Regions from separate parts of the Homo sapiens genome. Here all the other regions are linked to region 1. A link is a loop called in an ENCODE intact Hi-C map of the cell type or tissue named here. Cell type or tissue: gastrocnemius medialis. All regions are shown on one strand. Links, peaks and the distances in the headings refer to the core of each region. The heading gives the core; the rest is flanking DNA. Region 1 has its middle 27 kb from the start of MLIP. Region 2 has its middle 23 kb from the start of MLIP-IT1. Region 3 overlaps MLIP-IT1 (MLIP intronic transcript 1).

What was found. Hi-C counts contacts between places; a loop is a spot of excess contacts. Peaks named below come from ENCODE experiments on the same cell type or tissue, not always from the same donor. Only the 100,000 strongest peaks of a DNase experiment are listed, where the experiment ranks them.
Region 2: it touches region 1 in a loop (4-fold over the local background); 5 of 110 quality-filtered maps call a loop at or near these places.
Region 3: a loop joins it to region 1, with 2.8 times the contacts of the local background. A loop is called at or near these places in 6 of 110 quality-filtered maps.

What each region holds. Positions count from the first base shown.
Region 1 is chr6:54,079,515-54,089,250 of GRCh38, forward strand. It overlaps a transcript of MLIP not described here. Among named protein-coding and RNA genes, the nearest start is that of MLIP, 27 kb to the right of the region's middle. In gastrocnemius medialis, for the core only: no CTCF peak of the experiment used is centred there; DNase peaks (open chromatin) are centred at 4,017, 4,907, 5,687, 6,197 and 1 weaker place; H3K4me3 peaks cover 3,600 bases; H3K27ac peaks cover 4,000 bases.
Region 2 is chr6:54,016,626-54,027,562 of GRCh38, forward strand. It overlaps the pseudogene ERHP2 and a transcript of MLIP not described here. Among named protein-coding and RNA genes, the nearest start is that of MLIP-IT1, 23 kb to the left of the region's middle. In gastrocnemius medialis, for the core only: no CTCF peak of the experiment used is centred there; no DNase peak of the experiment used is centred there; H3K4me3 peaks cover 4,000 bases; H3K27ac peaks cover 4,000 bases.
Region 3 is chr6:54,004,540-54,015,476 of GRCh38, forward strand. It overlaps MLIP-IT1 (MLIP intronic transcript 1), which reads left to right. Exons shown (of 4, transcript NR_046832.1): 4 at 2,432-2,613. Among named protein-coding and RNA genes, the nearest start is that of MLIP-IT1, 11 kb to the left of the region's middle. In gastrocnemius medialis, for the core only: a CTCF peak has its summit at 5,966; DNase peaks (open chromatin) are centred at 5,952 and 6,462; H3K4me3 peaks cover 1,533 bases; H3K27ac peaks cover 4,000 bases.

The sequences.
Region 1 (9,736 bases), core at 3,924-7,923:
CTAATACTTACTCATACTTTCATTATCCAGAGCAAACCACTGTAAACATTCTGCTGTTTATTGGTCCAGTCTTTCACATATATAAGTAGGGCACATCAGATGTCTTGAATATTCTAAATCACTTTACCTCTGAAATGTCATCTTTACCTTTAATTTCCAGATAAATGAGCTTGATTCCTTTCCCCCCACCATATTGTGGGAGTCCATGGCTCCTAGAATATTTAAAAAGATTCACCAAAAGCAATAGTATCCTCAGCTTGGTTTCACCTCTTGCTCCCCATTCCTCCTTTATTGGATCCTCCATCATCCCTGTATTTGTCCTGCCTCCTCTTTTATGTTATCTAATCTCATAGTATCAGTTGTCCCTCTTACTGCCTTCCTCCAACTACCGCTCCACAAAACTGTCCTACAGAGTTGACGTTTACTGGAGGTTAGAAAGTTAGTGGAGGTGGACTGCAGCATAGCACGGGATGGGAAGGAACTGAGTATAGAATGCCAGGCATCCTGTTCTTAGAAGTTCCTCTGGCATCACCAGCAGTGGGGCTTTTTCACCTGAGCTCTGGCCACTTTCCATGCTGTAATTTACCAAACCTAATACTCCTTCCCCAGAACTTTTCCACTGGGTCCCTCCTCTCTTCATTCAACAGTCCTGACAAACTCTTTCATGGTCGCCTTTGCTTCCCTTACCTCCTCTGGACTCGAAACCTGCAAATGTACCTTACTGTATTATTCAGAGCTGTAGACACCTTGTTTAACCCCCTCTGCCATGCTGGACTTTCCCAGGAGTCTCAGACTTTCTCAAACAAAAAAATTATATGTTTATATAAACATATAGACTCCATCTTCACCCCCCACCCCAGTTTTAGGAACCCCTAAACCTCTCCCATCACAGAAAATGAGGTTGACAACTGATCAGACCTCATTAATTTTATACTGTAAAAAGCTTTTTGAATGTGCATGTCCTTATTTTTACAATCATTTCACTTTCTATTTAATATCAATGGACTAAGCTTCAAAAAATAATTGTAAATGATCATATTCAATATTATACAGCGATAGTTTTGCATTTGCATATAACTATACCCATGTGATAAAAAGACATACACATTTTTTGTCTGAGAAAACATATTTTTATATATAAATTGTTACATATGCAAATTTCTTTCTATAAAATACATAAATTTAATATAAGTAATTTATATAATATATATATTTAATATTTAATCTATAAAATACACTATATAAATATTATATATCTGTGTCTACATATGTATATACATATATATAAAAGCCAAGTACCCAAAGGGCTAGAGGAAACTTTTAAAGTATAGTTTTTTTTTTAACTTGAGCCAGACAAATTCTTGGGCAAGAATATCTTCATCACCCCTCATCTCTGTGGGTGAAAGATTTATTCTCCTCTTTCATGTCCCCTTCCCCTCACCATCCTCACCCTGACCTCACAGAATTTTTTTCATGAACTGTATTTCAGCTCTAAGATTCATGATTTTATGATTCTGCCTAAGTGCCCTTCAAGACTCAAGCCAAGGGCTGTTTTATTTTATTGTTGTATTTTTCAGATCAGCTTTCTCACCTTCTCATCTCCCCAGTACCCTCTGACACTGATGCCTCATTCTGCACCCCTCTTGTTTATTCACTAGTCTCTCTGGGAACTTCCTCGCACCATCCTTGGGGAGGTGTTACCTTCACAACCCTAAAATACCCGCAGGTCTCCATGGTGGCGGTGAAGAGGGGGCCTTCAATTCTTGTGCAAATTACATAGAATATTTGGTACTAGCAACTGGGTTCAGTTAGGAGTTTCAGTGCAAGAAAATGAGGAGAAAAGCAGTGGAACCTATCAATCAATGTTGGGGTCCACATATTTTTTTTTTGTTTGTTTGTTTTTGTTATTTGAGACAGAGTTTCGTTTATGTCGCCCAGGCTGGAGTGCAATGGCGCGATCTCCGCTCACTGCAACCTCCGCCTCCCAGGTTCAAGCGATTCTCCTGCCTCAGCCTCCCGAAGTAGCTGGGATTACAGGCGCCCGCCACCATGCCCAGCTAAATTTTTTTTGTATTTTTAGTTGAGATACGGTTTCACCATGTTGGCCGGGCTGGTCTTAAACTCCTGACCTCAGGTGATCCACCCGCCCCGGCCTCCCAAAGTGCTGGGATTACAGACGTGAGGCACCGCGCCCGGCCAGGGTCCATATGTTTTTATGAGAAAATGTTAAGACACTGACCTCGCCCCAGCAGACTTTTGGATACCCATGATTACTCACCTTCATTTTATTAATTTTACTTTCATTGTTCTTTATCTTTAAGTAGGACTGTTTGTTCTTTTACCTGTGCTTCTGTCACATTTTTCAGCTTATTTGTTTTTAAAAATATTTCAGACATATGACCAAGACAAATAATGAATTTTCAATATTAATTGAAACTTCTTGTGTAGCTCTCCCTGTCTCATTCTCCCCAACTTTGCCTAGTGTTTACTATGCTAGATTTAGTGTTTCTAATTCTCATTATAACTATATATAAATTTATATATAGTTGCTTCTGCATTTCTTGAAACATTACTCATATGATAACATGGTAGTTATTCTTTTGTAATTTGATTATTTTTAGAATGTTTCTGAGATGCAGGTATGTTAATACATATAATTCTAGGTAATTTATTTCTTTGTACTATTTCATGGAATGAATATATTATATTTATTTATCTATTCCTCTGTTGATGGGCATTTAGATAATTTTCTTATTTTCCTATTTCTTCTCATGAAAAACATCAATAAAATATTCATGTACACGATTTCTTGGGCTAGGTGCAGGAGTTTGGCCAGTTTGGAGGAACTGCCGAACATGTATAAAACCATCAGATCTTGTGAGAACTCACTCACTATTGTAAGAACAGCATGGGTGAAACCACTCCCATGATCCAATCACCTCCCACCAGGTCCCTCCCCTAACACTTGGGGATTACAATTCGGATTACAATTCAGAGATGAGATTTGGGTGGGGACACAGTAAAACCAAATCAGACGATGTATCCATATTCACCTTTTTTGGAATATTGACAAGTTTCTCTCCAAAGTAGATTTACCAATTTATTCTCCCTTTAGCAATATGGGACCTGTTGCTCCACATTCTCACTAGCATTTGGTATTGCCAATTTGGTGGGTAGAAAATCATATTTCATTATGATTTTGATTTGCATTTTCCTGATTACTAGTAAGATTGAATATCTTTCATTTTTTTTTTGGTCATTTGTATTTCTGTGAATTTCCTCCTCATATAATTTGCAAATTATTTTATTTAAAAAAACTGAATTATAGAGCACTTAATATACTTTGACTTGCAAATCCTTTCTTGATTTTATTACTGCAAATATATTCTCCCCAGCTATAGAATACTGTAGTATTTTTCATAACTCTCTAGAAGCAGTTAACTCATGTGTAATGTTTTGTATTTGTCTATCTGTTTTTCTCATAAGATTATAAGTGAGAACAGAAATAGAATTTTTCATTTTTATTTCTTCAGTTCCTGGCATATCCACCAAAACTGTCTGAATTAATTTGAGAGTACCAGTTAATTTAATGTAGAAGCTATTGTAAGGTTGAGTTTCTTACTTAAGGCTTTCTATTTGAAGGCATTTCTGTCAACCCTAAGTCATGTAATATATACATATATTAATATATACTAATATACATATTAAATGTGACATAGTTTTTGTAGCCAAGTCAGATTAGGTCCTTTTTTAACTTTTAAAATAGAGCTTCCCTCAATTTCCAGGCAAAGAGTTTCTCTTAGAACACTGCTAAGGTCAAGATAGGTTAATATATTCAGATGGGATTGAAATAACAGATGCATTGCTATTTCCAGTCCAGAGTTGTTGGGGAAGCAGGGAGGAAGGAGGGCATAATTTGTACAGTGCTTTGTCATCTTTGCAGCTCATCAATATCAGCAGCTGACACAGGCAAGTGTTTGTCAATGAGTTCTATTGGCTGACACTGACCTTGCCGTTACAACCACTGCTTTCTTGACATCTGCTAGTTTGACACGTGGCACCGGATTCCATGTGCAGCTGGTACCTTGGATTTGAATGTTCTGTGAGTTCTATGACATTATTAGTACAATTCCTTGATACTGTCACCCTGTTATACATTTAACATCAATGATAGCTGTGTACTGTCTTTGTATTTCTTATTTCGTATTGCAGTAGTTATGTTTTAGGTGGCATGGCTGTTTATAATGGTATCAGACAACAGATGTTAAATTAGCTGTGGACTAATTAGCATGCTCAACTTTAGAATTGCTCCAGGAAAAGTTGATTTTACTATAACTTTATATAATGGGAAATAATTTAGGTAAATTGTTGGTAGGAATGAGTATCATGAATCTGAAAAATTGCTTTGCATTTAAGCTGCTACTTTTTAGGACTAAATTTGAGATTATATATTTTTTAATTTAAAAATAATTTTAAGTAGAACAAACTTGGGAATGTAAAAATGTATCATGATTTTAATGATTTGATCTTGAAATAGGTTTCAACATGTAATTCTAATTTCTTAACATAGTCTCAGTTATGCTTTGTGACTATGAATTACAGAAGCCACAGTTCTACTTTTTCCTCTTTGTCCTTCCTTGAACTTTTTTGCTCCCCCTATCACCCCTCCCTTCTCTCTTTCCTAACCTGGCATCCCAGTATTTGTACACTCTTTAGTTGAAGCTTAGGATTCCACATGTGAAGGTTCATTACTTATTTTTTTTCCAGTAGTGTCCCTGGAAACTATGAATTATCCACAGTAGTAATTGAAGATAACAATTTTGTTTATGGTGCTGAACATGATCACATTTACTGCTGGGTGTGTCAAGCCTACGATGATGGAATAATAAATGGGTACTGAACGTTCCTGCAACTTTTATTTGCAAGGCATTGCTCTTGCAATCAGGGTCACATTACCTAGATGTCAGTGAAATAAGACAGGGAGAGGGTATTTATTTAATCCACCATGAATGCATTCCAGAGTGACTTAATTGCTTTTCTATACCTCAAGCAGGTGGATATGTGTACATATACAATAGCTGGGAACCTTTTTAATTTGGGTTAACAAGGAGAAAAAAGTACTCTTTGCAAATTCAGGAATTATTTTTTTCTTTTTGAATTCCTCAAATAGGGAAGATTAGTATATTTTCATTGCATTTTTTAAGCTTGTTGCCCCAGGGTAGCACAGCTTTAACTGTTCCCAATATATCCCTGTTATTGTAAAGGCATTTTAATCTAAGAGTCACGGGAGCAAATGGATGGTGGATAAAAGCTTCAAAAATTTGGCCATTGTGAATTTCTGCAAAATCTTCTTCGCTTCATTTACTTTCTGTCTAAAAGTTGTATATGTCGAGACTTGAAGGCCTTTTGAGATGATTCCAGGTGTTACTCTAGGAATGTGTTCCAATTTTGTAGCAAACCTCCACTTCTTGAAGACATTTCTTGAAGCATAGATAGACCAGATTTGAAATCTACTGTGTTCACCCTGCAGGTAGTTTTTCACTAGGAATTGCATCCACGACAGGCTTTTCATCTTTAGCAAGTCATGGGCTTCAACTGAGAGTTCCTTAAATGGATAACTGAGGCACAAGGCCAGGCTAAGTGACAGTTACAACTTCATCCTTCTCCTCTCTCCTGACACCAGCCCCACCATTTCTAACTGGCTGTGGTTCCAAGTGGCACCTCTGAGAGGCATTGAGAAACATTGTGTGACAATAGTTAAGACTGCAGTGCTATGGAGTCAGAAAGACCTGTGCCTGAGTGCTACAGCTATTGCTTGCTGTATGACCTTGGGGGAGGTTAGTGAACCATTTTTAAGCATCAGAATTCCCACTTATTAATAGGGATTATAGTCGTACCTATTTCAAAAGTTTTTGTGAGGATTCCATGAGAAAGTACTTAATAAATGTCTGGCACACAGTAAACTTTGTGTTTATCATGATATCATGATTGTCTTCATCATCTCTGGTCATGTCAGAATTCTTGGGGGGATATTTGAAGAGATCATATTTCTCATTTGTAGCTAGGCTACAAGTAAACAAAACGAATCAGTGAGATTAAAGGGTGGAAGCCCAGCAGAGTGAGCCTGAACAGTTTTACAAACCCAGCTGCAGTGTCCTGTTAGAAGCCTTCAACTTGCCAAGCACAGATCCATTCCTTTGAAAAGGTCACTGTGTGAAGAGCTGCCTACCAGTGGCTGACTCACACAAGCATCTATTCACGCTCATTTTCCTACATGAATAGTTCCAGGGTTACCAGAGTTCTAGCCTCATCTCAAGGCCTTCATTTATTTATTTTCCCAGAGCAGTCTCATCAGGCTATGAAGTTCCAGCTTGCTTTATGTTGATGACTGCTGAGTCTACATCTGCTGCTCTCACTTCTTCTGAATTCTGAAGAAGAAATTTCTTAGGCTGCATTCCAGGCCCTTTGTATTCTCTCCCAGACCTGCCATGACAGCCTGAATTTCCACTGCTCAGATTTATGTGTCGTATGTCCTGGAATAACTGAACTATTGGTTATTTTCTATAAATACTCCATATTTTTCAGTCTTCATCCTCCTCACATTTACCACCTCTGCATGTGTGTTCATTGGTTCTTTATCTACATTTACTCCTTGGCTAGGTAATACGATTCAATCTCAAGGTTGTACATGCTCTCTATATCTTTATAACTTCCACATTTACATCTCCAGATGTGACTCTATGTTTAAATTCTAGGCTCATATATCTAACTCCATACTCAGCATATTTACTTGAATGTCTAAAAGACCCCTCCCACCTAAGGTGTCCACAATTGAACAGTGGTTCTTTCTCTTCTTACCCCACCTATTTATGTGTGTATGTTTAATTTTTAGTATTACTTTGTGCTTTTCTTGACTGAAATTTGGAATCAGCCATTTCTGCAAGGAAACCTCCTTCATTTTAGGGGAATATAGCATAAAGAAACCAAGATTTGGGTGCTTAATATGCTCATTGCTACTGGAGAGTGAGATCATGTCACCACTTTGCTGTGAATATTTCAATAGTTTCTCATCTCACTCAGAATAAAAGCCAAAGTCCGTTATAGTGGCTGACAAGGCCCTAGCAATCTGGCCCCTTCTTAAGAATCTTGCCACATCCCTTCTGGCTCTTCCCCAGGGTCATTTTCTCCAGCCACACCAGCCTCTGTTCTTCAGGGATGTCAGATAGCCTCCTACCTTTGGTTCTTGGCTTTTGCTGTTCTCTCTTCTTGGAGTATTTTCACCTAGATATCTGCATAATTTATTTCTTCACTTCCTTAAATCTTCTTCTTAAAAGTCACCTCCAAGGAAGCCTTCTCTGTCCAACCTATTGAAATCTATTGTGCTCTCACCTCCATCTTCTGCTACTCCCTGTACATATCTTCCATGCTTAGTTCCTTCTCAGCACGACCACAATATTCTAAGATATTATGTAACTTATTTTATTTATCATCTATCTCTCTCTTCTAAAATAGAGGTTACATGAGGGCAGGGATTTTTTTGTGTTCAGCTCACTGTTGTATCCCCAGGATCTAGGATAACACCTGGCACCTAGCCAGTGCTCAGTCAAGATTTTTTGAACAAACGATGAGTAAATGAATATTATGATATATGGAAGTAGGGAATGGTTTCTGGAAGTCTATTCTAATATGGCATCAAAGCCAAAACAACAACCTATAGCTGTGCCTCTTCTGTGACTATGAGCGTAGAGGGCAAGGAGGTGTTACAATATCTGCCTTAGGTATGTAAACTGCTGAAGAGGTGGAAGTTTCACATTTATAGCAAATAGCCTTGGATTCAGATTGTTTGTCTTTATCTATTAATGAGTCCATTCTGATGACTCAATGACTAAATTGAAGTGGGTGGTTTCGTAGAGGGAAAGTGTTTCAAGAAAAAGAAATGTTATTTGATGCAAAAAAGAAACATAAAAAAACCCACAGAAATCAGGGATAAAAAATAGTGGCAAAGAGGAATGAATCTAATAGAGGGGCCAACACATTTCCAGTAAGTCAGGCTATCTTTGAAAGCTTGGTGACTCCTTACTTGCATGCCTTCTCCTTCCTCTGGGGGCCACTGCCCTCACATGTGTGAGGGGCCATGAGAAGGAAGAGGATCCAAGCTGTGGACCTGCATGGGTTGTGAGAACATTACTTTGTCTAAATAAAATAAAGTAGATTTTGCTTGGGTGATGCTGCCATTTACTGAACTGTTTAAGAAAAATTTTAAAAAACAAAATACTTTAAGATGCTTATGGGAAAGATACTCTTTTTTTTTTTTTAACTCCTCCACTGTTTGAGATTCTTGCTCTTTGCCAGAAGATCCATCTGCCAGGCAGCGATCAGGCTTTCTGAAGAGCCTAAAGCTCTACCTGGGGAATGTGTCCAGAGGGAGAACACCTGGGCAGGCTGAACCTACTCATGATTTAGTGCAAGTTACTGAGCTAAACAGCTTCCTTTTGGAGTCTTCAGAAACGGCCATGGTATCATTTTCAAGTTAGCTCTTGTTCCCAAAAGGAAATTTGCATATTCTTATGCTTATGTGTTTTCCAAACTTGACACATTTAGTTTATGCAAGGTGGTTTCAGAATTGAAGTAAAATAGTTTGTCTTTTCTGAAGAACAAGCCAAGGAAAAGAGAGAAACTTATGCTTAGGTCTCTGAGGCCTCAAACTTCCTGAATATGTCAAAAGTCAGATGCTGGAGGTTCAGGGTAGGAAGAAGTGAGGGTCTGGCCTAAGTGGGAGCACCAATGGATAAATCAAGGCATACAAATATAGTAACTTATGAAATTATTGACTTATTTTACCCTTCTTTGCTTTCCCTGAGGTTCTGTAGTAGGTGAGACAATCTTGATGCCAGAGTTAAACGAGGTCAAAGAGTGTGGCCGGCCACAAAGACTGTGTCATTATTTAACCTTAGAAGATAAATGTCCCTCATCCCCATATCTCTCTAGCCCATACTTTTAATTACAGAGGGGTCAAAGAACATTCCAAAGCACATCTGTCTCTCAGGTGTTAGAGCAGACTGGCTTCTCAACTTTGGTGACCGTTGTTTATCAGTTTCTATGAAGCTCAAAAAGCTTGTCATATAAAAAGCCACAATGCTTGAATAGCTTATTATACCTGTTACAGTGGTCTCATAATTGGTAAGCAAATCTCGCGGTTGTGCCAGGTGATCCATTAGGGTATGGAGAAAAATTAGTAATCTGTGTTTTTATTTTCACCTTTTAAATTTCTATTTAGGTGCATGTGTCACATTATACATTTGTCCACCAGCACATATGCATGATAATGAATAAATAAATTAATAGATATTCTTATAGTAGAAGTATGTGCTCAAATTATTTTATTGATAAGTCCATACTCCAGAAACCTTGGGGGCCACCTTTTTTTCCCTCAAGTTCAACATTTTTTGAGGTCTATAGCAAAGAATTTTTACTGTTTTTAGTGGAACCTGGAAAAAAAAGTGGAGACTAAAATATTTAGACTTACAATTCTGGTGGATTTTAAAATACTTTGTTCCTATAACGACATACAACATTAGCCTCTTTCTTTTCAAAGAAACCTGTTTTATTTTTGGTGTGAGTTTCAGTTGAATTGATAAATTGATTCAGGATTTAAAAGACATATACAAATTTGTAGACATTCTCTACATATGTAGCCATGCTGGGTTACATAGCATTAATCATTAAAATAGAAAAG
Region 2 (10,937 bases), core at 2,042-6,041, 65 kb before region 1:
CAGTGTGACAGAGGGGCTGTTGGGATCATTCTCTTCAGATATTCTTCATTTATTTTACAAATGCCGTCCATGCATTTGTTCAAAGATTCATAGTCAGCCTCAGTTCTGTCTTCTGGCTTTTTGGTAGGCTGTGCCAGCAAGATGGTGTGAGATCGCCCACCAAACTCTTCTCACGGTAGCTGCTGCTTACCCTGCAGCACCAGGGTTGGTTTCTTCTAAGGCTGCTCTCTTTGACTTATAGATGGCCATCTTCTCAGTGAGTCTTCACAGGGCCTTCCCTCTGTGAGTGCCTGTGTTCTAATTTCTTCTTAGAAGGAACCACTCATAATGGATTAGGGCCCATCCTAATGCCTTCATTTAACCTTAATTACCTCTTTCAAGAACATTCTTTACATACAGTCACATTCTAGGGTATTGGGGGATGAGAACTTCAACATATGAATTTTGGAGGCACAAATTTAGCCCATAACAATGGGGAAGATAATAATATCTACCCTCTAGAGTGATTTTAAAAGGGAATTGAAATAACATTTGGAAAGCCTTAAAGCGGTACCTAGCGCACGGTGAGTATGCCAAGGAACTGTGCTATATGAGGGTTATTATCCTGCTACTATCCAGTCGCACCTCGGTTGTGAGTTTGTTGAGGGCCAAAATCCAGGGATTGTATTTGTAAATTGTATTATTATTTTCAATTATTTTATTTAAAAAAAACTACCTGCCCCTAGGATAATCTTTATCTATTACAGGCACTCAGCACATGTTTGTGTAACTAAAACTTTTCATGCCTACCACATCTCTTCCAAATCACTACCATATTCTCATCTGCCAACCAACTCTGCATCACACACACCATTCCTTTTCCTCCTAACCGGATCCTGGATTCAGTCTTCAGGCATTAAACTCGCATGCTGAGCACGAATTGAGTTTCCTTTTGCAGCCACAGCATGATTCTTTTTTTTTTTTTTCTAGAGAGGTTTAGGAAGTTCGTTCACTTAAGATTTTAACAATTGCCTTACTTTTGACACATACCGATCTTGCATGTTAATCAATCTTTAAGACTTTTGTTTTCCAACTTGTTAGAACAATAACCAGCATAAATAATTTCCTTTCTGGAATTTACATTTGAGTGAAAAGAGGAAGCCCCTTTTGCCCATGAATCTAATATGGTGTTTCTGAATTTATCATCCTGAAGGATAGGTTTATTGCCTACTCAGTGTTTCACTTCTGGAGTCTTCAAACCTTCCATCATGATGCAGAATAAATTCTGGAGCAACCCTGCCTGACAACAGAGGATTGACTGCAATCGTTTGAAAGGACAGAGCTCCACAACACATTTTCTGAAATGTTTTCTTATGAAGGAAAAGCTGATAGGGAATTTGAGTTAAAGTAGACAAAACAGAACAAAACAAAACCAAAACCAAAAAACAGGTGTTAAAAGGATGTTTTAAACAGGCTGAAGTATTAAATCACCATAGAGAGCAGTCTTAGTTTACTCTGAAATCCGTTTCTATTCTTCTATTACCTTCCACATATTTTGTTTTGCTGCAAAACACAGGGAGAACTATTTACCATTAAGTTGCCCAATTAATTTTCTTTAAGGCATGTAACATTTTCTAAAGAAATCTGAAAGTACTTGTTCCACTGAAAAAAATGAGATTTATCTTCTATATCATAACTTTGCTCCCAGTGAAAAAGCCAGGATAATGAAGAACAAAATCCATTTTTGTGAAGGAAAACACTTTTATTTCATGGTATTTTTAAACATCATTTTGTCAACTCTCCATGGAATAAAGTTGACAACACCCCTTGAATATATATTTGCATGTCTTTATAGTTTTAATTTGTTATACTTTTGCTCTTCCTCTTTAAGCAACATTTTGAAAAATCTACAAAGTAATACAAACATATCTACAGTACTAGGTTGCAAATTGGAATTTGGAAGCGCTAGATCTGCTGATTTTATTTGCTATCTGACTATCACATTTGTTCTTTTTAACTGATTTATTAGGTCTGTATTCTAGAGTATATTTTATTCTGTTGCAACAGCTATTAATGAATTCTTTGATCGTGGATTTTTGTCACATACATCTGTATTGGTTCAGGGAGCCTAACCTGTTGGAACATTCTGCTGAAGAGTTTGCTTTTATATCTAGGGACATTTATCATTATCTAAGGCCAGCTGCCTGACTTCTCTTCAGTGCTCTGTTTATAGGGTTTGAACATCTATAAATGGAAACACTAGCTAACCAGAAATTATCGCTAGGGCTCTCTGATAGTGTCCTAGGCTCTCACAACTTGGAATGTCCTGCAATATCTAACATGTAAGCACGTCGAATCATTTTCTAGACAGAATCTGAACCTCTGTGTCTCTCAGTCTTTCTCTCTTTCTCATTCTCTTTCAATATGGAACTTGAAAAGCGTGAAAAAAGAAGCTTATTAAACAAGAATTTAGAGGAGAAACTGACGGTAAGACATGAGATTTAGCACACACAGATTTATAATGAAATTGACAGGGTAGTAGAGCAACTGTCATAGACTGGAAAAGTTGTGCTAGCCGGCCTCTGTTTCCATGTTTTGCTGGTCAATAACTTTAAAATTAATGAGTTCCATGGGCTTTCCTGAAAATAATGTAATAAAGTTATATATAAAATGCCATTACACAAATGAGGGCAAATTTGATTTAGTTAAATGATGTGGTTTATCGTCATTTTAAAAACTGGAATCCATTTATTTTGACCTCTCATTGTGATTGCCTCAGCACTGGAAGATTGTTTTATTTACGTATGCGAAGCTTAGCGAGTGTTCAAATCCATTTTTTCTCAGAGATACCAGGAATATATGCCAAGAAAAATAAGTATTATAGAATATATTAATGTTTTATTAAGTTTAATGAACTTCTGGTATAAGGATAAAGTTTTTTGCCATAGAAGTTATACAAGTAATTTTGCCTTGATACTAAGCAATTAAATGTCAATGATTAATATGGTGACTTACATTTGCTCAAATACAAAATAGACTATAACCTTGAGTTAAATGTGCTGTCCATGGCTCATCTGATGAGCATAGGTCACTAATTATGTTTGTAAATTTACTGTGGTTATAGAGTTAACATTGGAACAGGTCATAACTAATGTTAATATCAGCATAAATAACAAAAAGTAAGATAATATAGCCCATAATAAGACCAAATTCATGGGAATACATTGTTCTAGATGTATGAAGTTGAGGTTTATGGACTATTCAAGATATTAAAACTAGAAAAATGGAAAAAAGAACCATACTGGGTTGAAAACTCTTGAAGTGTATTAGAATTTCAAGGTCTTAAAGTAATATATTTAATAAAATACACAACCTTTTCTTAAAGGAATCAGGTCATCATTTTCAGTACCCACTTTGTACCTCTGCCCTAGGTGATTGTCCAGACATGTAATGGCCACAGAGTATTTTCCTTTCTGACTATTTGGAAAGGCCATGTGTCCTTGTAGAGCTAACCAGGGATTTTGAATCAGAAAGGGCTTGGTGAAAATTCTTGCCCACAACTACCAAATATAAGACCATGGTTTTGTTTAATCTTTCTGAGTCTCAGTTAATTCATGTGTAAGATAGGGAACAGTAATAACTAATCTGAAGGCTTTTGTGAAGAATAAAAACTATAATGTATGTGAAGTCCCTAGCCTAAGCCTATTTTTAAACTGTTTTTGGTCTGATTCACTTAAAAAGCACATGCCCAAAGTTTACTAATATGGAAAGAAAAAAGTTAAAATGCATTTAAAAGTAAAAAGGAAACCCAGATATGGTAAGCATAAAGGCTTAGTGGTCATAAAACCTTTATGAAACCAGATAGGGAGTAACTAAATACATGAATAATTGGTTGCTATGAATTAGTGTGAAATTTGACCCTGAGCTTCCTGGCAGTCTTTTACAGGAAGTTTTGCGAGTAAACAGAGGACATGGGGCAAGTGCACAAAGTGAAGATGGACTCTTCTTATTCGAAGTGATTCGATGTATTAGCATTTCACTTTCTGGAAAGTCAGACATTGTGCATGCCTGACTCTATCTTGAATACAGCTATAAATCTAGAAGTGAGCAAAAACCTTTCCTTAGAGGAAGTAGCTGTCACAAAACTCATGAACATTACTCTGTAGCAGAGGCCTAGGTCTAGCCTCAGATTGACTTCCAAAGATTGCGGGGAAATATGGCGGCACATCAGAGGCATACGAACATTCACCTGCATTGAGAAGAGAGGCTGTTCTAGGGGTGGCAGGAACACATGAAAGCCCAGTGTCTGGGGTAGTTAAGTGTACAAGCAAATAGAGTTAAGGAACCTGGCACCTTTCAGATACAGGAGTTCTGATGACACTGTTATCAAGAAAAGTTTTGCCTATGCTTAGTATTTTCTATTTAAGAGAGTTGGAAAATCTATATCTTTGAGGGTTTCCAATAAAAGTTATTTTGGCTGTTTATGTGAATAAATATCCAAAAACTTCAGTTCATCGAGCATTATGTTTCATGTTAATACCAATGTAACACAGTATGACTGGCTAGGTTGCTGAAGACAGTTGAAAAATGTATTTTTGTGGAGTTCACTATTTTCTGAAATTTATTCAATTTATTTATTATAAATAGTAAAGTTCGTAAAAGTCTGGTTTTTAAAAGAAGAAAATATTTTTTCCATTAAAATATTTAAATATGTGTACATTATAATATTGTGTTATACGTTTGTTAAAATTAAAGCTGTATCTCTCATAAGGATCTTTATTATGAACAGTGCTATAGTATGTGTCACGCACTTAAGCAATATGTATTATTGGGTTTATTTGAAAAAATTTCTAAGGTAAGATCTATAGTAAATAAGTAAGAAAGTCACCAGTCTGCAGAATTTAAAAATTCATCAGTTTATTACACACAAAGATAAAACAAGACAAAATAAGACAAAGGCAAGACACAAGTAAAACAAGATTCTTTGCTACACATCCAATATAAATCTTATCTTACCCTGGGTGAGTGAATTGCTACTTTTAAGTATTGATTTTTGCCCTGAGTTTATTGCTGTTTGCTGATTAAAAGATTGCTAGGTACTTAACCAATTCAAGGTGACTCTTTTACATCTATTAATCAATACATAATCAGAAATAAAGGAATGATATCAAATTCTTCAAAATTTCTTAAATCTACCAATGCCAAGTGAAATTTCTCATAATTTGGTTGATGTTATTCCAATATTTCAAACATGAGAAGAAAAATCAATTAACATGGACTTAAAAGGACATTTCCACCTCTTTGAAAACCATCTATTAAATCATGTGGAATATCTTAGTCATTGATTCTGCTAGATGACAATAAAGCTAATTTTTGTGGGAAATGGTAGAGAGGTGCAAGAAAGGAGGAAAGTATTTTGTAACAATATGTTTCAATTTGGTTAGTTCCACCATAATTGCTGTTGAGGTTGAATGGATCTTTTGTTTTTCCTATCATGTATTTTCTAAACTCTGTTCCTGGGAATTCTGATTTTCCAAAATGCTTCCCAAAATGTAGTTCTGGTTTGTGTTCAAGAATATTCAGAAAACACTGAGCAGGAAATGCACTATACAACACATTTCCCCTTGGAGACTCGTATCTGTATTGTAATATACTAAAGACTGTGAGGCACTCTGGAGGTTAATCCAGTGTTTCCTAAACTCGCCTATCACTGTAATATATTTTAATGTGTGTGCAATAACAGTGAATATTCTGAGGAACTAGCAGTGTTCTCTGCAACATATCTTAGGAAATGACCTGTTAGCATATGAATTTGTAGTCTGATTTTATTTTTGAGTTGCATTTTTGGAATAATGATAGACAAAGAGATACATTCAAGCTGGGTATATTTGTATCTATAACATGAAGTTACTTCTGGAATAGTTTTAAGAAATAGGTACTAGTTTCTATGTATTATGTTAAGTAAAACTAAGACAACAAATCTTGACTATTTTCCAAATGTCTTTAAGACTATAAGTGCATCAACAAAGAGTATTACTTATATTTACCTTCTACTGAAATTTCATAATGAAAAGGAAAAAAAAATCATTTATTACTATAGTAAAAATGATCATGTACCTCAGGGCATTCTGATAAATAATGGTTTCTTTAAGAGATTATAAGAAGAAACAGATCTCATGCATAAATTTAATAATTTCTATTGTATTAACATAATATGTCTCAAGACAATTTTATCTTCTCAAATAATGAATGTTCAGTAATATTACAAAAATAATGATAATGGCCGGGCGCGGTGGCTCATGCCTGTAATCCCAGCACTTTAGGAGGCCGAGGTGGGCGGATCACGAGGTCAGGAGATCCAGACTATCCTGGCTAACACGGTGAAACACCATCTCTACTAAAAATACAAAAAATTAGCCGGGCGTGGTGGCAGGCACCTGTAGTCCCAGCTGCTCGGGAGGCTGAGGCAGGAGAATGGCGTGAACCCGGGAGGCAGAGCTTGCAGTGAGCTGAGATTGCGCCACTGCACTCCAGCCTGGGCGACAGAGCGAGACTCCATCTCAAAAAATAATAATAATAATAATAATAATAATGATAACAAGAAGAGTATATGATTCAACTTATTTTATATTGAGACTTGGTACAATCAAATCAACACAGTGGTCAATTTCTAAATGCCATAAATATTGCTACCTTGAGTAAAAAAGCAACTCTTTGAGATTGAGAAAGAAAACAGGTCATCTGACATTAGTTTTCTTTAACAGCATATATCTAATATAAGGAGCTGAACAATTATATTTTAAATAATTTAAATTTTACTTTTTGTATTTAAAAATTTGATATATTTTGAATTTGAGAGCGAAAGACTTATCCAATGATATGTAAATTTACTTATGATCTCATAATAACATTCTTCTTGATTTCAGAAAAAGGAGTTCATACCATTTATTTATTTTTTATTTAATTAATTAATTTATTTTTTGAGACTGAGTTTCACTCTTGTCGCCCAGCCTGGAGTGCAGTGGTGCGATCTCGGCTCACTGCAACCTCCGCCTCCCGAGTTCAAGCGATTCTCCTGCCTCAGCTTCCCGGGTAGCTGGGACTACAGGCGTGCACCACCATGCCTGGCTAATTTTTGTATTTTTAGTAGAGACTGGGTTTCTCCACGTTAGCCAAGCTGGTCTCAAATTCCTGACCTCAGGTGATCCACCCGCCTCAGCCTCCCAAAGTGATAGGATTACAGGCGAGAGCCACTGTGCCTGGCCCATACCACTTATTTTTAAATACAGCAAAAGAGAAAAGAAATGGAAAACAAACAAACAAACTGTTGTTAAAATGTAAAGCTACAAAGAATTTTAGAATTCTGTGATAATTCAGTGAAGGATAGCTCTTTAAATAAGGTTAATTAAATTATTTATTTATTTTGAATTCGAGTTTCACTCTTGTTGCCCAAGCTGGAGTGCAATGGTGCAATCTCGGCTCACTGCAACCTCCGCCTCCTGGGTTCAAGCGATTCTGCTGCTTCAGCCTTCTCAGCAGCTGGGATTACAGGCATGGGCCACCATGCCCAGCTAATTTTGTATTTTTAGTAGAGATGGGGTTTCACCATATTGGTCAGGCTAGTTTCGAACTCCTGACCTCAGGTAATTCGCCCACCTTAGCCTCCCAAAGTGTTGGGATTACAGGTGTGAGCCACCATGCCCAGCCTAAATTATTTATTAATTCATAGCTTCATTAATACAAATAAAATTAATTACTTTCTAAGAAGAAATCTGTTAATAAACAAAAAACATGAGATTCGTGCTTGGTTCTAATTCCTCATATCATTATCTGATGACAGGTCTGGGTGTTGTTGGTGAGTGTCTTCAGAGATGCAACCTAGTGCCTATTGGATGACAATGTACTCAGAAAAAACAAAACAGACTTTCAAATCAGTATACATCACTAGACACTTATTTTGAATAAGACAGAGTACTAAGGGCTGCAGTGGGAACATACATAATAAAGTCCTAGCCCTCAAGGCAATTATTACGCTTTGATTATTTTTAAGTACATTATGATATAATAATGATAGGTTTTAGCCGCTCAGAAACATTCTAAGTGTACAAACCATTGACACCTCAGTTTCTCACATGGACCTGTGGTAGCAAGTCTATAATTATTCTTCAGAATGTCTTAACAATGGGAATGATTGTAAAGCATTTTATGCTGTAACATGGTAACATGATTATTATTATTATTATTATTTTTGGAGATGGAGTCTCACTCTGTCGCCCAGGCTGGAGTGTAGTGGCATGATCTCGGCTCACTGCAACCTCTGCCTCCCGGGTTCAAGCAATTATCCTGCCTCAGTCTCCCGAGTAGCTGGGACCACAGGCACATGCTGCCATGCCCAGCTAATTTTTTTTTTTTTTTTTGTATTTTAGTAGAGACAGGGTTTCACTCTGTTGCCCAGGCTAGTCTCGAACTCCTGGGCTCAGGCACTCTGCCCGCCTCGGCCTCTCAAAGTGCTAGAATTACAGGCGTGAGCCGTTGCGCCCGGCCTGTAACATGTTTTATTCTGCCATAATATCTACTTATATATTTATTTCTCTTTCTAATTGTGTCTAACTAGAGTCATTGGTAACAGGCACTCACTCAGAAGGCCCTGACATGCCCCAAAACAAGTCATCTATTCTGCCAATGTTTCTGATGTGTTATCTAGATATTACTTTCCGTATGGCTTGAATGTTGCTTCTGATCTATATGTTATTCCTTACAAGGCAACTTCACATAATAAAATAAGTAATAAATGCAAATTAAATTTAATAAGTAGGAAATCTCTGGCGGTAAGGTACTGGATGTATGTATCTTTATACCACAATTGGTTGCATTCATTCTTAATAAACTAATTTTGGTGATGACCTAAATGAAGGAAAGAAAGATAAAAACATGCAAACGATGATATTTTATTTTTTTGGCATTACATCATTTATTTTGGAAACCTCCTTCCTTGTCTCTGCTACTCATAAGAGTAGCAATGACTCTTGCTGTGTTTTGGATTCAACTGATAAAGTTGCCTTAGATGTTCCTTTTGTCTGAGGGACAATTTTGATGGTAGAGGATGTGAGTGAGTTGCTTTGCCCCCATACGTTAACTCCCCTAAGCTGCCGGCTCATGTTTGATTTTATTGGTGACATTGTCATGGGCCATGGTAGGCACTTCAGCATCTTTAAGACTGCAGCTGCCCTCCCTAAGGTATTTGTGTTGCTTACTGTGCATTCTACGTCTCCACTTGGCACATCGCCCACAATGGCCCATTCATCATTGGTATATTTTAAATTTATTATCCACTTTTCTCCAGAGATAGCATCCAGAGTTGACATCTAAAATACCCTGTGGAAATAATTATTTTCATAAAACAGATGGGTGGTAGAGACCAAAATTTCATGTTAAGTTTCTCAGTAAGCATCCGTCAGCTGGAAGGCAACTGGAGGGAATTCGGAACCAGGATTCTCTGAGTTTCTGAACAGTGTGTCACTCCTGAATTTTTAGTAAAATTAATTAATTTTTCCCTTTCTTAGGGAGGTAAGACATTTCCGAGATGTCAATAAGAGGATTATATGGTTGATCTCTCTGCATCAGATATTAGAGATTTGATGATTAGGATAATGTTCTCCAAATAACTGAGACAACCCTTAAGCATTATGAGTAATTAAAAAATTCTGGTCTTACCCCAGGTGAAGTATAGTAGTAAATAGTAACCGTGAATCCTGATCATTTGGCAGACCAAAGTGAAAAACTAAGTAGTTGAAAAACTTAAATCTCTTTTGAATAAGAAATAATTCCATCTTAATTTCTTTCTGGCCTCTTCTCCTTTGAGCCAATAACAAAAATTTAAAAATTGCAAAAGAATCTATAGCAAGAAATTTTAAAAAGAGAGAGGAAAGGAAATATGCTATGATAGTGGTGGACCATGAGGATCATTGGGAAATTGCTAAGCAGTGAGAATTAAAGTCCTAATGTGCATAATGGCAAAATGAGGAGAGACTGGAAAAATGAAAAAGCGAGTGTGTACAGGTGTTTAATTCACATACCTATGAAAATCTAAATGAAGAACCTGTGTCTTCAGTGTGTGTGTGTGTGTGTGTGTGTGTGTTGATGGTGACAAGGATTCTTATTCCAAAGAGGTTTTCTATCTCTCCCTAAGTGCCAACTAGTATGGTGAGGAGCATGTTAGATCTGATTCCAGGAGACTGGTAGGTAATACAGTTAAAGTTGTGCTTGTATGGCTTTGACAAATCACTTAACCTTTGGCTTCTTTATCTACAAAGTGAAAGGTTGGATTGGATTTGAAAATATTGCTATGCTCTTCATTATTTTATACATCTATCAAAAGTGCTCTCTGGCTGTGGATTTATTAAATTCTTTCCATACCAAATGATGCCTATTTATTCAAACATTAGGAATCTTGAAATAGTTTCTATTTTTATATTATCACTGATCAAATGTAAAACAGAAGTCCTTGTTATTAGATGAAACCTTCCTTTTAGAATAGAAAGTTCACAGTTCAGTACTGATCAATTAAATTGCATAGTTTTCTATGTTTTCACTGAGAAATAACAAAGATTCAGGAATTGGATCATGGGTAAATATTGTGAAATAGATGAAAAAAGTAGCATGTAAGTGCCTTAATGTTTGTATTGAAATGCCCAAAATAAAGCATTATATTTTCTCACACTTAACCTAAAATAAAGTGGATGCTATGTTTTTATTTGGAATAAAAAAAATACACACACACACACACACACACACACACACACACACACACACACACATATATACATAAAATCTGTGTGTTAAATGTTATTTTAAAAATGGTTTCTTTTATTCATTCTCTTTCTGTCATTCCTACCACTCCCTGCAACGTACCTGACACAGATATCTTAGTTCCTTTGCAACCTTAATTTTAGCCCCTC
Region 3 (10,937 bases), core at 4,420-8,419, 74 kb before region 1:
GAAACTAATTATTTTCCTCTGGGTAATGATAATTAACAAAATTCCTATTGTGTTCCTGATCAGTTCACAGCTGGCACTTCGATAATTACAAAGACTTGGTTTTATGAGGTGACATTAAACTCCTGCCTAACTTGGGAAGTACATTAATTGTATACTATTGCCTGAGCTTATTAATTCTAAATTATGCCTCAATGAACTTCTCAAATTGGGAGCAACATTTATATTAATAAACTAGTCAGTGAGAGGGAGGGAAGGAGGGTGCGAGAGAGAGAGAGAGAAAAAGAGAGATCATAAGAATCTACTACTGAGTGTAGATTTTGTCTGCTCCAGATGTTATAGCTGGGTTTAAAAAACTTTGATATGTTTGAATAAATTCCAAAGGAACGTCTCATCCATTCTTTTTTTTTTTTTTTTTTTTGTGACAGAGTCTCACTCTGTCACCCAGGCTGGAGTGCAGTGGCATGATCTTGGTTCACTGCAACCTCTGCCTCCTGGGTTCAAGCGAGTCTCCTGCCTCAGCCTCCCAAGTAGCTGGGATTACAGGTGCCCACCACACACACCTGGCTGTTATTTTGTATTTTTAGTAGAGGCGGGGTTTCACCATGTTGGCCAGTGGTCTTGAACTCCTGACCTCAATTGATCCGCCCACCTCTGTCTCCATCTCCCAAAGTGCTGGGATTACAAGCATGAGCCACTGCGCCCAGCCTCATCCATTCTTATAACACATTTTTAGCCATTCTTTTTTCATTTAAGCAGGAAAAGCGAAGTGCTAGGTAAGCCTGGGATTTGTGGTTGAAATGTGTTCAGAGTGCTACCCTCCCTCATTCCTTGGAACTTTCTGAAGGACCAGAACTGACCTGAGGACCTGTCGGGTGTGTATCACTGAGGGAGTTCCAGGGCTATGCAGGGAAGCCCTGAGTGGGATGCAGTGATTCCTCTCTATTGTGTCTATTTCCATGAGGGCTGCCATCCTTCATGTAACAGTACCTTTAGGAACAGGGACCATATATCTATATATTTCTATTTCTAAGTTTCAAACAGTGCTTGGCAGCTAACAGGTGGTCAACTAATGTTTGTCGGATGAATGAAGGGTGGTACCAAGGAAGAATGGTGCGTTTAGTCCTGGCTGCTAAAGGAGGTTTAATGATAATTGGCCAATGTGTGGTGATTAAGCCTCAACAGTTACATAGAAGAAACCATGTTTATACTCATGTTGCTTTAACAATGCCATTGAAGTCTGGCACCGTGTCTCATACCTGTAATCCTAGCACTTTAGGAGGCTGAGGCGGGTGGATCACTGAGGCCAGAAGTTTGAGACCAGCCTGGCAAACATGGCGAAACCCCATCTCTACTAAAAGTACAAAAATTAGCCAGGTGTGGGGGCACACACTTGTAATCCCAGCTACTCTGGAGGCTGAGGCATGAGAATTTCTTAAGCCCAGGAGGCAGAACTTGCAGTGAGCCAAGATTGCACCATTGCACTCCAGCCTGGTGACAGAGTGAGACTCTGTCTCAAAAAAAAAAAGCCAGTAAATGTTACTTCTATCTTAAATTTCCAGTATAGCAATTTAAAAGATGATCTTTAATTTTTATGGATACATAATAGTTGCACATATTTACTATTTATGGGGTACATGTGATATTTTGATACAAACATACACTGTGTAATGATCAAATCAGGGTAATTGCAATATCCAACACCTTAAACGTTTATTATTTCTTTGTGTTAAGAACATTCCAATTCTACTCTTTCAGTTATTTCAACAATAAATTATTGTTAACTATGGGAAATTTTTAAATACAATAATGTCTTATGCTGATGAGGATATGTGAAAGACACATTCATGCAACCCTTTCGGAAAGAAATTTAGCAGTATCTATCAAGAACTTGGACAATTTTCGTTATCTTTACTCTGGTAAAATTCAGCATCTGGAAGTCAGTTTTAATGAAGTAATTCAAAATAGAAAAATAGCTTTCTGTACACAAAGGTGGTGATCTCAGATTTATTTGAAATCATGGGAAATAATTTGAGTTTCCAATGAAATGGGAATGGTTACAAAATATTGCACATTGACTAATTGGTGCTTTGCTGATTTAAAATATTTTTCAAGACTTTACAGTAATATGAAGAATTCTTATATTAAGGTATAAAGTTTATACATCATTATCACAACTAAAATATACTATATATAGAAAAGCCTAGAAGGAAATATTATTAAATGTAAGAATAGAAAACAGATTGGGATAAAATCCAGGAAAATATTAACATTTTTAGTTGTATTTTTGGTTTGTTTTTGTTTTCCCAGTTTTTAGTAGACCCTTTTAATGATGCCTCCTCAACTCCCTTGTGTTGAGAATATGTGACTCTGCCCGGTCTCCTCCTCCCTTCCTCACCTACCACCACTTCTAACCTCCCACTACCCGTTGCAGATTGGATCATGATGGACACCTGACTCATGGTGGGCAAACTGGATCTTTTCTTCTGGGAATTAGACTTGGAAATTCAGAGAAAACAAGTCAGTTTGTATGCATGCCTTGGATTGAGAGACATGAACATTTTGGACTGGAGGTGCGGGCATCTTCTCCCACTTGCACAAAGAAAGCAGATTTTCAGGAAAATAAGACAAAAGCAGATATACAAAGAAAGAAAAAGACAAGAGTTCATGAGATCTAACAGAGGAACTGGTTAATGATGACTTTCCAGTTTCTGGTTGTAGCCTTCATGAAGCCTGGCTTATAATATACAGTGTTATTATTATTTATTCTCAAGTCAGTTTCTGTTCCTGCAATCAAGTATTACTATATAAGATGGCTTTACTTTTGGGTGTTTTTGGAAATATCTCTAGTGAGCATGTATTACTACTAGAATATTATAGTGTACATAATGATTGATGTATTTTTAAAAAACAATAGATATTTTATCAAGAGCTCCTGCTGACACACCATTTATAGCAAGTAAGAAGCATAGATTATTCATGGACGTAGAATTACAGTGCTTCACTGATTTTGTTTTTCTTACTTTTGGGAAATTTGATAATTTTATTTGCCTATAATATGCAGTTATTTGTTATTGTAAACAAACTTAATGTGACCAATATCAATTTTAAAATGATAAAGGGAAGAACCAATCATTAAGGTGGGTTGTGTCCAGCCTGTTCTCTGCACTTGTGCCATTGTCTAGCCTCTGTTCCCTGACTCTTGGCGAGGCCAGACAAAAATTATATTGCCACCATCTAACCTTTAGGAATACTCATGAATAAAAGCATTAATGACAAGGAAATTGTTCATAATGTGTTGTTTAATAAAAAAGTCACAAAACAGGATGGACAGTACACTACTAATTATATAAAGTATTAAAATATATAAAAAAGCCTGGCAGGAAATATATCTTTTTTTTTTTTGAAATGGAATCTTGCCCTGTCACCAGGCTGGAGTGCAGTGGCGTGATCTTGGCTCACTGAAACCTCTGCCTCCCGGGTTCAAGCGATTCTCCTGCCTCAGCCTCCTGAGTAGCTGGGACTACAGGTGCACACCACCATGCCCAGCTAATTTTTGTATTTTTAGTAGAGACAGGGTTTCACCATGTTGGCCAGGAGGGTCTTGATCTCCTGACCTCATGATCCGCCCGCCTCGGCCTCCCAAAATGCTGGCATTACAGGCATAAGCCACCACGCCCGGCTGGAAATATATCTTAATGTTAACTGTGGTATATTTGAGTTGTGGTTTTACAGATAATTTAAAATTTTCTGTTTGTACCTCTTTGTGTTTTCCAAAATTTCTGTGGTATATATAAATTTAGTTGGTAATAAAATAAAACATTTATTTTATTTTATTTTATTGGGGGTGGGTTTTGGAGCGGGAAGTTTAATAGACAAAAAAAAAAAAAAAAGGGAGAGGAAGCTGCCTCATGCTGAGAAAGGGGGTTGCCCAAGAGAGTCTCCCAAAAGTTCTATTTTTAATGAAAAAATAATTACCTTAGTCACCAAAACAGTATTGTCAGTCTTCCCTTCTTATTCCAACAGATGTGGAAGTTTAAGAAAGAAAGAAAGAAGGATGGAAGGAGGAATAGAGTGTGGGCTGCCTGGGATGCTCTACCTGTGGGCTTCAGGCCCTCTTATTTTTCTCTAGGGGAGTGTTGATAAGGACTGGGATTTGTTCCTGGTGGAGAAAATCCAAGGCTTAGAGTAGGTAGTGGCTGAGAGGTCTAGTTTGGAAGTAAATATTAGTTTTGAATCCTGGCTCTATCTACTCTTTTCTCTCTATGTAGACTTGGAAAATTACTTAACCCTTGCTAGTGTTGGCTTTCTCATCTGTGAAATGATGCAGCTAGCTCAAGGGATTGTTGAGAGCACAAAATGAGATAGCATAATCAATCATTTAGCAGAGTTACTGGGTCATAATAAGTGGTTGTGGTGTTTTTTTCCCATTACTGTTAGGTGACAGACGTAAATCCTCTGTAGATACTCTATTAATCCTCTATTTCTACTGGCTTTCATTATTTTTGTGTACGCAGACATGTCCTTCTTTCTATATCTCTAGCCATTCTAAAAGTAGATAAATCAGTGCTTCTGAAACTTGAATGCCCATATGATTAGCCTGTAGACCTTATTAAAGTGCAGATTCTTTCTCTGTATGTCTGGGGTGGGATTCACGTTTTTAATTTTTAACAAGCTCTCACATGATGTAAATGTTGATGTCCAAAGATCACTTTTAGCAGCAAGGATTAGGATAGCCCAGCTCAAATCTATCATCTGTGTGAAATCATGAACAATGTCCCCAGACAGAATCGTCTTTTGTTTCTTTGGCTCTTAAAGCACATCATTTATATTCCTAACTTAGCACTTAGCACATTCAGCCTGCTGTGATGTATACAATTCTGTTCATTTCTAACTAAATTCTTGACAGTAGACTGTGCGTTCAACTCCTGAAAGCTGTCAGTGTCCACACAGGGATGTTGACATACTCGACCCATGATTATCAAATTATTGAACTGGATAGAAAATAATCGAATAATGTCCTAAAATAACATTGTTTTTTGCATAAGCATTCATTTAGAAATCACCAACATCAATCAACTCAACTAGTGCAAATCATGAAAGAGAGTAGTGGTGTGACCCACACAATGGATGGTTTTGGTCGCTTGGCAGGTGTTAACCCAATGACCACAACCAAGGAGGATTTACCAAGGGGATTTTTGTTACTTGCAACAAGTAAGGAGAACACTGGGGATAGTTCCCAAAGCAGTGTGTCTCTCCAAAGGAAGATGAGAGCAGGGCTTTCATTAGGCTGGTTGGCTTAGTCATTGTATGAAAGGCAGGGTAAAGGCAGTGCAGGCACAGTCCTGATCATGCTTCTTCATATATTGCAGGTATAGAAAATGGTGAATAAGCTCCTCCCTAGGTGGGGTTTTTAAGTATGGTAATAGGGAGAGTTCACCAAACTTCATCTCCAACTCAGGCACCTCTGGTTTTACCTGGTTTTTGTTTTGCTATAGCTGGGCTTCTTCCTGGAACCTTTTGAAACAGCAGAAACTCAGTGTGCCACAGTTACAAGTTACTAGGGAACCCTGAGTTACAATGTGAATGATCCCAAAAGGCAAATAAATTGTGATAGCTTCCTTCTTTTAAAAATACACTATAGAAGGCAGGTGGGATGATTTACAGGGTGGGATGACAAAGCTAATCTGAGATGATATATTTTCCACAGATAATCAAGTAAATGAGCAATAATTTGCTTTTCAAATTCTGAGTCTCTTCCCTGGCTATGCTTTAAATGGGACTTCCACATGGGCCATAGCCCAAAGTTGGATCCCTTTGCACAGAGGCTAGACATTGAAGTAGTGGCCTTTGGGGTAACGCAGACTCACTTCTGTTGAGAGTAATTAGCGAAGAAAATTTGTGGGAACTGAGGAAGGTTCAGCAGAAGTCTGCCCTCTCTGGACATTTTTTGGTGGCTGGGAAGCAGGGCAATTGTCCTGCCTGACTGTGGAGTTTGTTCAGCCTTGTCATGGACATCTATTGCATAATTCCGACTTTCCTTCTCTGGAGTAATGGACATTTCACTTCAGAAGGACTTTTAATTTTACTTAAAAAATCCAGTCAACATAATAGAAGATAAATTCAATTTTCAGTAACATTTTACTCTGTTACCACTTATGTCCTTAGGGAAGCTTAAAGAATTTTCATCAGTACACTAAAAATTAGATAGTTGGATATGTTGCAAAACTTTCAACACTTGACTCAAAATTCCCACTATTGCTAAGACATTCTTATAAAGAAATATTTTGGGGGGAACTTAGCAACTACGGTTCTTGTGAAGTGGTCCCAGTGGGAATGAGGTTTATGCCAAACTCTTTTTTTAAAATTTGGTTTCTGCCTCTTGTGCCTGGTATCCAGTATTAGTTACAGAGTAAACAGTATTTTCCGAAGACTGACAGGGTCAGCTGTTCTGGGAATGTGGCCGTTGACCTCCCTGATGGATTACTGTCCTGCAGACTGCTTCCAAGTCAGTAGAAAGGTAAGCATTCTTTCTGTATAAGTGCAGATTGCTTTGGAACATGTTACAATTTCAACTGATAAAACTGAAAGTACATTTTGGGCACACTGTCTCAAAGGGCACCGAGCTGTTACTTTGGGGGCAAAGTGATTTATCATGTCAACACAACCATGACAGTTAAGCTGCTGGGTTTGGGGGAGGGGTGAGCTAGGTGTTGAATCTGGTTGTATTGATTAAGTCAAAAAGACCCAGAAAAACTTAAATCCGGAACTCCTTTCCAAAGTTAGAAAGACACATTGTAATTCTGCTTCTGAGTCCTTTTCCCTAAAATCCTGTCAGTTCACCTTGGTTTGTTGTCTTTACTCCTGAAATAGCAACGGTGTGTGTGTGTGTGTGAGAGAGAGAGAGACAGAGACAGACAGACAGACAGACAGAAAGTGGCTACTAGGAACTACTAGGAAGTGTATCGACCGTTGAAAGGGCCTAGAAATATATTGACTGCAAATGCAAGAGCAAATCCTGTTCAACCAAGTACCTCTGTGGATGTAACCATGCACAAGAGAAAATAAATTGAAAGCCCCTTGAAAACGTGCTATTATATAGTAGTTGAGAAAACGGAACATGCTGGACTTGATTCTCAACTGATTTTAGCCAGTTTGTTTTACAGACTCTGAAGGTATGAATTTAGTTTTATATCCGAATTACTATTGCTATGTAGAAATTGTCACCAATGTTAATAGCAGTAGTTTTTTAAAACCTCACATTTTACTTTTCAATAAGTTTCCAATAAAGGAATTGCATTTTTTTAAGATGGTGCACAAATTAAAAAAGCACTTTTCAAAGTTCTTACAGTTCTCACTTGATTCAAATATTTTCTAATGCTTCAAAAAACACTCTGCCTCAGAAGTAATTTTAGAAAGAACATGTTTTCTCCCTTAGATGGACTAAAATGTATTTTTTATAGTCATTCAAAAAATATGGCCCAGAACCAAAATAAGGGGACAACCAGTATCAGAAGAAGTTAAAAAACTTACATTCCAGTAGAAATAGTTTATGTTTCACTGAAGAACAGTAATTACAAAGGTACAAGTTTGTTAAGCTGTCATTATCATAATTATCATCTACTGATATTTTGGGGTTGGCTTTTTTATCTGCTTGGCAGCTTCAACTTACAAACAATATTTGTTGTATAGTGACGAATTCAACTTTAAGAAATTCCTCTATAGACATTATCTTTTCACAAGCTCTGAGTACCCACCACAACTTTTAGAACTCAGTACTGCTTGCCTACAGAAGCCATCACGGATGCCTTAAAAAGGGTGGTGATGGGAGGTTAAAAGTCTTCCCGTAGAAGAGTTGACAGCTGCTCCTTAAGAGTTTGCAGCTGCCAAAGCTGATAAATAGATTCAGGTAAGGATGCTGAGACAACCAGAAAGAGCTGGGAACCATTCTCTCGCTTGCCTACAGCCACCTCCCTCCCCAATGCTGTGACCACCAATTGGAACACAGCTTTCTAGAGACAAAGGCATAAGCTCTGAACTAAGAGCAACACCAACAGATCAGAAGTTAACTGTTTGAGATCAGTGCTCAATGCTGGGTCTGAGCTACATTTGGATTAGGCCCTTGGGTACCTGAAGCATGTGCTGAGTATAGTATCCTGGTCCATCACTAAATGGGTGTGGAGATTACGTGGGCTTCTGAATTGATCAAGGGGGGAATAACGGACTCATGTTCTGGATGGGCTATGTGGAATGATAAGAAACCTTTATAAAAGCATCAATTGTCCCAGAAGATGACCCCTGTCTTAGTAAAAAGATATTTATCCTTGGAGCATGTAATGGGGAAGATTCTGGGTTGTCTATGCCATGTTTGGCAGATTGTCATTCTTTCAAAAGAAAACAGCATTTGTTTTCATTCGTGCCTTGTCTACCTTGTGAGGTTTCAGCAGTAGAGCACCTATCTGTGCTTTTTTTGTGGAGAAGGAAGTTTTTTAAATGGCAGGTGAGGGAAAATCACCACAATTAAAGTTAATTTACATTTGGATCTCTGATCCAGTAAATGAACAAGCAATTTTAATTGCTGCAAGTTCCACTTTCCCCCAGTTTTTGAATACAGGCACAAATTCATCAGGCACTTATTTGGGAAGCAGGTGTATTGAATGCAAAGGAATGAAGTGAGGTGGCAATATCTTGAACCAAATATTATGTGCCAGCGGTCATTTGTTTCCATTTTGAATGGAATTCTTGCTTGGTTACTGCAGTTTACATTTTAATTTCCTGTTTGGAGGGACCCTATGTGTGTAGTATATTCCTGGGAAAAATAATAAATTTCCAGCTTAAAAAGGAATTACAAATCTTTCTTTGTCAATTTTTTTTAAAAAAGTAATAGCCTTCTTAATGTATAATTTATATGCTATAAAATTTATCCTTTTACGCTGTACATACACTTTGGTGATTTTTAGTATATTTTCAAAGTTGTACAAAATCATCACCAATGTCTAATTTCATAACGTTTTCATCATCCAAAAGAGTAACTCTGTTCCCGTTAGCAGTCACTCCCTGTTCTGCCTTCCCTCCTACCACTGGAAACCACAAATGATCTTTCTCATTCCATGAATTTGCCTATTCTGGACATTTTATGTAAATAAATCATGTAATAGGTGGTCTTTTGTGACTGGCTTCTTTCACTTATTGTATTTTCAAGGTTCATCCATGTTCTTGCATGTATTAATACTTAATTCCTTTTTATTGCTGAATAGTTTTCCCTGTATGGATATACCACATCTGTTTTACCATCCATATACTGATAGATATTTGTGTTTTTTCCACTTTTTGACAATTACAAATAATGCTGTCATGAACATTTGGGTAGAAGTTTTGTGTGGACACATGTTGTCACTTCTCTTGTGTATATACCTAGCAGTGGAATTTTGGGGTAATATTGTAATTCTATGTATAGCATTTTGAGGAATTGCCACACTGTTGTCTAAAGTGGCTGTGCCCCTTTATGATTTCAGGAGTAATGTAAGAGGGTTTCAGTTTCCTCACATCCTTGCCAATGCTTGTTATTGTTTGTGTTTTATTTTAGCCATCCTAATAGGTGTGAAATGTTATTTCCTGGTTTTGTTTTGTGCTTCCTAATCACTATGATGTTGAACATCTTTCCATGTGCTTGTTGGCCATTTGTTTTCTTTGGAGAAATGTCTATTCAAATCCTTTGTCCATTTTTTTACATTGGGTTATTTGTCTTTTTATTGTTGAGTTGCAAGAGTTCTTTATGTATCCTGGATACAAATCTTTTATCAGATAAATAACTTGCAAATATTTGCTCTTATTTTCTATTTCAGTGGTTTCCAACCTTTTTGCTTCCCAGAAGACAATTTTTCCACAGATGGGGCTAGGGGTGGGGGATGGTTTCTGGATGAAACTGTGCCACCTCAGATCATCAGGCATTCGTTAGATTCTCGTAAGGAGCATGAAACCTGGATTCCTTACATGCGCAGTTCACAATAAGATTCACGCTCTGATGAGAATCTAATGCTGCTGCTGATCTGACAGGTGGTGGAGCTCAGGTGGTAATGCTCGCTCAGCTGCCACTCACCTCCTGCTGTGCAGCCCATTTCCTAACAGGCCACAAAGTACTGGTTCATGGCCCAGGGGTTGGCGATCCCTGGTCTAGTTAATTTTTTTGCCACACTTATTAGGGTTTGGATAGTATCTTTGAAGTCACCTTTTTCCTACATAAATGTCATGTCGACCAGGGAAAAAATGTCACACGCTTTTACTGAGAACCTGCTTGTTGCCAGACATTCTGTTAGGTTCCTTACACACAAAATTTACCACACTTAATTTTCGTAACAACACATGTGGTTGGTATCATCCTTCTATTTAGGGGACAGGGAACTGAGACTCCGATAATTAAGTAAGTAGTTTGCTCAAAATGAGCCAACTAGAGAGTAGCAGAATCTGCAAACAAATTCAGTTGTCCCTGCTTCCTAAATCCATTTCTTTCTCCCTTAATAGTTACGTGAGTAGGATCTGTGTCTTGAACAATCAATATGGTATTCATTGTAGTATGATTTGTGTTGGATTAATATAATTTTATTCCTGTTTCCTATCAAAAGTCTTATAAACGATTATGTATTAAGTGTCTCAAGTCTCATTCATTGGATCCATTTTCTTCCCTGCCCTCCCTCTCATTCTCTTTTCCTTCTTTGATTTTTTTCTTTCCTTCCTTTTCCTCTTGCCCTACTTTTTTTCACAGGTATTTATTTAGCCCACACTACATTGTACGTGCCTGAATAATATGATGAATAAAGCACAGTTTCATGCTTATACTCTAGCAGGGAAGGCAAACTACAAAGAAGTTCATATGGATAAACTTAACATATAATGTGACATAATTTAATACCAAAGATGATAGGAGCTATGAAGAAGAAAAC